2 separate regions of the Homo sapiens genome follow, and region 1 is linked to region 2. The links are chromatin contacts, found by Hi-C in ENCODE. All regions are on one chromosome and are shown on one strand. Each heading gives the region's core, a stretch centred on a gene start or an enhancer-like site at or near the end of the contact. The rest is flanking DNA. Distances are from core to core; before and after follow the strand shown. Region 1 has its middle 180 kb from the start of INHBA. Region 2 overlaps ELMO1 (engulfment and cell motility 1).

Region 1 (3,154 bases), core at 475-2,974, 4.5 Mb before region 2:
GAGTGAAACAGAAACAAAATATACGGGCCTATGTTTGCTGTTTTAAATTCTACTCTCTATTACTTTTCCTTTCAACTTGGAAAGGAATTTTGTGCTACAGGACGTTTGGCCCAGGGTCAGCGGCGCTCCCTGCAGGCCGGTGGGGATGGCCTGAGAGAATTCTGGGCCAGCAGGCGGCCATATATTTCTTCCATAATCCTGTATGCGCGGGCAAAGTATCAGGCAAAGGTATAAATAAAACGTTCTGACTCCACATATGGTATTTTGGGTTTACAAATCCTTCATAAACTTTTTCCATTCCTATCAGCAGTTTTATTCATTATGGGACATCCAGCAACTCTCCTTTCGGGATTATTTGAGAAGCAGTAAAGGCTTCCTGTGAAAGGAGCACGTTAGCTGTAAGATTTGTGCAAAGATCGAGTGCCTGGCGGGGAGTAATCCCTAGACTGCGGATCTCAAATGTTTGGTGGGGTTTCCCCTACTGCTGGCTTTCATGTTCTCAGGGCATCATTACTGCGGTGGTGCAGCCGTAATGATGGGAAAGTGCCTGCTTTCTCTTTTCCCCCAGGGCCCCAGGGTCATATCTATGGGCTGGCAGACATGTTTTCTCCTTTCTCTTTCCTGTTTGCATTCACCTTGTGATTTTACTGATTTGGGGGTTCAGAGTGGGAAATCAGGCCAAAAATATATACATTCGAGATTTAAAAACTGAGTTATATCCAGCTTCCCCTTGCAATTTGAAATTATACTCCTCTTTCCATCTCTGTGTAAGTATGGGTTTTGACCAGTTTACGGAAAAAGTATATATTGGATCAAAAAGAGGCAATAGTTGGGTGTGACCTGGGAGCCAAAGTATCTAGACACATCTTAATGGGTGGCCTCATTCGTAAGAACAAAGAGAAAGATCCCTTGCTGACTGAGTAGAGGAGAAACAGACATCCTCTGGAGCTGAGGCTGGCAGGGGACGCTACAGCGAGCCGGCCAGTATGAGTTCACAGCCCAGGTCACACACCCTCCCCTCTGCTTGGCAGCAAGCACTATGCCTGGCACAAGTTATTAAGTGTTGTTCAATGTTTTGGATAAATTAAGAGGGGCAAGTGCCAGACTAGATGGTGCCACATTTTTAACTCTGTCCTCTTCCAAACTGTAATCATCTTGGTTCCACCTGCTAATTACCATTCGAATGTATCCCTTCCACTACAATGGCATTGCCTCGCCTCTGATCCTTGGCTTCTACAGCTATTTACTATTACTCCAGATTGGGGTCCTCAGCTGCAGTCAGACCACCAGATAGATCTGTGAGTCCTCAGAGAAAGATCTACCTGTTAGCTAATAAACTAATAAACTTCAGCTCAGGGCCTCACTTGCACGGTCCCTTACAAGAGCTGGGGGAAGACCTTGCAATGTGTTCACATGGTCATATATTTTTGTAAAATGTATTAAAAGTGAGCTATATTTAGCCATAATTGGTTAAGACTGCTTCCCCTTTCTGTTTCGACTTCCCCTCTGTGCACCTACTGTTAGGGTGTCAGCGTCGTCACCAGCACTTTGGGGCCCCAGCTAAAAGGAAGTTGAGTTGCGAATATATTTAGTTTGGGTTCAGTAGGGGATATTTTTGTGGTTGGTAGTTGTTTCTGAATGCAGTTAAGTTATTACTAGTCATCCTGGTGTAGGAACGGCTTCTAGGAATACTCCTACGGCCCCCTGCACTGACGCACCCAGCCTCGTGACAGGAAGTGGAGGGTCAAACGTCATCTGGTGATATGAATTTGTCCTGCAGCATCTGACACCAGACGTTTATGCAGAATCAAGGAGAAGCAAAGTTTGAAATATACAAAGCAGGAAGCTGGTCTCTGGAAAATTCTTCCAAAGTCAGATATGTAAAATCGTAAGCAGAGGACTTTGTTTTCAATGACAGCTAGTCAAAACAGAAGTTGTCTCCTTTCAGGAATATAGCACGCCATGCTGTGTATACAATTATACAGGCCTCATACATTTTCCTTTCCTCCTTGATGAGAATTCTGCAAAAGAGATTTATTGGAATTCTCATGTTTTAACCTATGGTTGTGGTATTTATCATCATTCTAAAGTTCTATTTTTTTTGAGGTTTATCTTCTCATTCTAAATAACTGTTCAGTTTTATACCTAATTATATATTCTTGGTTTTGAATTTTTTTGCTTAAGAAGGGCTCCTCAAATTGTATAACATCAGGTTCCAGAAGATCTGTGTAAGCCACTGACTGTCCCTGGGGTTGTAGTCAGCCTGGTCTTCTCTTTTTTCTAAATTGAGACGGAGTTTCACTCTTGTTGCCCAGGCTAGAGTGCAGTGGCTCTATCTCGGCTCACTGCAACATCTGCCTCCCAGGTTCAAGTGATTCTCCTGCCTCAGCTTTCCAGATAGCTGGGATTACAGGCATCCACCATCACACCCGCTAATTTTTTGTATTTTTAGTAGAGACAGGGTTTCACCATGTTGGCCAGGCTGGTCTCAAACTCCTGACCTCAGGTGATCCACCTGCCTTGGCCTTCCAAAGTGCTGGGATTACAGGCATGAACCATTACGCCTGGCCAGGCTGGTCTTCTTAAAGCAGAAGGCTAGTAGGTGACGGCCCCCTAATTGGAATACTTTGACAACCTTTATCCTTCATAAACTGACATCCACTGCCCTCCTCCTACCTTTCTCATGCTATAGACCAGCCATGTGCACACTGACAGCTCCTGGGACACACAGCTTCATTGTTCGCCCCTCACCTCCTTTGACCATGTGGATCCCTGTAATCCCAATGACTACTTCAGTATTTGTTAGATAATCTTCTGTTTGTCTTTCAAAATACAGCAAAGGCAGAAAATAATGCAGGTGAGGTGAAAACCTGCCAGCATTAGAGTTGGCATAGGGTAGACTGCAGGGCCATGAGTGTTCACAGCTGGCCTCCTTGAGCCAGCCTTTGTAGGCTTATAGGGCCTGGAGCTCAACCATCAGTGGGAAATCTGGCATATACCCCTGGTGCCTGGCCCCTTTCTTGACAAAGAGTGAGTGCCAAATCCGTGTTGTGAAAGGCATCCATGAGACATCCCACTGTGGGTCCACCACCTAAAGCTCTGCAGCAGGAAGGATGTTGGTCTGGACTCTGTCCAGGCCTCTGGACTTTGCTTT
Region 2 (3,076 bases), core at 255-2,754:
TGGCTCCCTAGTACTCTGTGATTTTTTTTTTCCATCTTGGCCACTCACCATTTCTGAGCAGCAGCTTTTCTGTTCCCTGCATAAACTCTTCAAGCCTCCAGTATTTCTTGTCTCTGCCCTGCCCCCTCAGGCCTTGCTTTTCAAGGAAGACACAGACCAGAAAGCTACCACTTCTGTCTTTGCCTAGAACTTCTCGGCCTACATATTTGCATGGCATCACAGACTACCTGATGCCTTTATCTCCTGCCTTCCTGTTTTGTTTTGCTTTTTCTACTGCTAGCAGAGAAGGGAAGAGGTGGTCCCAATTTGTTTCCAGTGCTTTCAGCTTATCCCAACCCCCAATGCTCCACATAGGTGTTTTTTTTTTTTTTTTTTTATACTTTAAGTTTTAGGGTACATGTGCACAACGTGCGGGTTAGTTACATATGTATACATGTGCCTTGTTAGTGTGCTGCACCCATTAACTCGTCATTTAACATTAGGTATATCGCCTAATGCTATCCCTCCCCCCTTCCCTTACCCCACAAGAGGCCCCGGTGTGTGATGTTCCCCTTCCTGTGTCCATGTGTTCTCATTGTTCAATTCCCACCTATGAGTGAGAACATGCAGTGTTTGGTTTTCTGTCCCTGCGATAGTTTGCTGAGAATGGATCCAAAGGACATGAACTCATCATTTTTTATGGCTGCATAGTATTCCATGGTGTATATGTGCCACATTTTCTTAATCCAGTCTATCATTGTTGGACATTTGGCTTGGTTCCAAGTCTTTGCTATTGTGAATAGTGCCGCAATAAACATACGTGTGCATGTGTCTTTAAAGCAGCATGATTTATAATCCTCTGGGTATATACCCAGTAATGAGATTGCGGGGTCAAATGATATTAGCCCATCCTTTCTACCCTACCTGGGGCTTTGTCCCAGCCATGTTCTCTTCTCTTATTCTTTTCTTCTTCTCTGTCTTCAACAGTGAACTCTTCTGTTTTCACCTTGGAAAATCCTCCCCTTGACCTAGTAACTCTCTTTTGGTAGTATTTTATTCTGTTTTTCCATTCCAGGCTTATTTAAATGTTACCAGTATATGCCATCTATGTTGTTCCATGCTTATTTTAATATTTGCATGAACAACAATTTACCTCTCTACAGGGCTCCCCTTTTTGGTGGCACCTCTGCCTTGGTTGTCCTCACCCTCTCGGTTACGCTCGGCAAAGCTGCCCATTCTCATCTTCTTGAAACTCTCCCTTCCTTCCTCTAGCTTCAGTGCCTGAGATTCTTCCTCCCTGTTTGATTCATCTGGGATTGTTTCCTTCCTGGTTCCTCTTCTTTCTAGATCAGTTCCAACCTCAGTGCTAAGCCCTCTGGTCTGTGTGTTCACTGTCGACACTCTTTGTCTTAGAGTCCATGTTCGCTCATGACGTTAAAGTTTCACCTCTGCCTACATACATAACAACAGTTCCCATCACCGGCATAGCCTGCCAGCTAACCACTAGTTTCATTTCTCTGTTGGGTGGATATATGGTTCCCCTCTCTAACTTCAGTTGTCTACAGACGAGACAAATGGTTAGTGAAACTGCCCATATGTTAACCTGAAGAAAGGAGTCTCACAGGTATTACCAACTTTTTGAGGTTATATCATGTAGAGGGGGGACCATTAGATATGTTCTTTTTTTTTTTCCTTGACGCAGGGTCTCACTGTGTCACCCAGGCTGGAGTACAAAGGCTCAATCAAAGCTCACTGCAACCTCTAATTCTGGGCTCAAGATATCCTCCTGCCTCAGCCTCTCGAGTAGCTGAGATTACAGGTGTGCACCACCATGACCAGCTAGTCTTTGTATTTTTAGTAGTGATGGGGTTTTGCCATGTTGCCCAGGCTGGTCTCAAACTCCTGGACTTAAGCGATCCTCCCACCTCAGCCTCCCAAAGTGCTGGGATTACAGTCCATGAACCACCACAGTGCCCTGCCTAGATGCGTTCTTTATGGCCCAAGTGTAGGAACTCCATCCTATTTGTGCTAGGAGACACATTTCACCTTCACCCAAGAAAAGCCAGCACGGGCCATCTCATCAGGCGAGGGGATCCATCATCTCTACCAAGTGTGCATCAGACAAATGCTTGGAGAAGATGTTCTGAGCATATTCAGGCCCAAAAAGGGCAATGGGAAGAGATACATAGTTTTCAACCTTAGTTCTGCTTCTCAAATGGCTTGGGGCAGAGGGGTGGCTGCCGAGGGCTTCCGGGCACCCCTCGCTCACTCCTGCTGCAGCACCTTTGTATTGTCCCATTTTCATTTGCGTATGATTTGGGGAAAGATTTTGTTTGAAAAAAGTTTATCAGTTTAAAAAAATAGACATGGATGATTCTTGAGCTTTCTGGTATTCCTGAGACTTCAGTCAGATTCTTTAGGGTGGCTTTGCATCCTTCCATATTTTTCATAAGCATTGTCCCTGGGCCAAGGTAGTGTCTGCAGGCACTGTATGTGATTCCCAGGTACCCCTCTGTTTTATAGAAGCTGCTCCTTTAGACGCTTGTTCCCGCACATTCATGGTCTTTTTTCATCTCTTGCCGTTTCCTTCTAAAAGTATGCCACCTTGAATGCCCCCTGCCTTCTCCCAGCTCTCTACTGCTTTAAATCCTGGCTTTGCTAAGCACTGCAGAGAGCCTCCTTTGTACTCAAACCTTTTCTGATCGCATTATAATGCAGTCTTTTCTCCAGTTTTCTAATTTCTTATATCATTTTCTTTGCCTGTAGCTTTTATTTGCAGTTAATATATTTCACACGTAACGTAATTTACATTTTTCTTTTTTCATGCTCACTTCTCTTGAAATAGATTATAAGCTCTTGGAGGTCAGCCAGTGGCTTACATACATTTGTATCCTTTGGTTCATCACATTGATCTCCGTTACTGTGTGTGTACAATAGGTTTCAATTCTGAACAGTGAAGATAAGAATAAAACACTGGTGGTCTTCATTCTCCAAACAGAAAAATTATAATAGCACGCCTACCCCAGTATATTGGGAAGGGTTTAATTCCCTAAAAGAAACACAGATGCATGTGTTTTAGGTAAGTGTGATTGCCTGC

What was found. Hi-C counts contacts between places; a loop is a spot of excess contacts on that map. Pooled maps may share reads with other maps.
Region 1: a loop to region 2 is called in a map with no recorded cell type, with 10 times the contacts of the local background. The contact joins two enhancer-like sites. A Hi-C loop is called at or near these places in 2 of 37 single-sample maps with no recorded cell type and 3 of 50 pooled maps.

What each region holds. Positions count from the first base shown.
Region 1 is chr7:41,880,306-41,883,459 of GRCh38, reverse strand. No RefSeq gene overlaps it. Among named protein-coding and RNA genes, the nearest start is that of INHBA, 180 kb to the right of the region's middle. RefSeq lists an enhancer at 1,472-2,021. Within about 2 kb of position 1,724, at least 12 of the 41 ENCODE cell types and tissues checked have a DNase peak (open chromatin) inside an H3K27ac peak, as active enhancers do.
Region 2 is chr7:37,334,824-37,337,899 of GRCh38, reverse strand. All of the region lies in intron 2 of ELMO1 (engulfment and cell motility 1), which reads left to right. Among named protein-coding and RNA genes, the nearest start is that of ELMO1, 110 kb to the left of the region's middle. Within about 2 kb of position 1,504, at least 7 of the 41 ENCODE cell types and tissues checked have a DNase peak (open chromatin) inside an H3K27ac peak, as active enhancers do.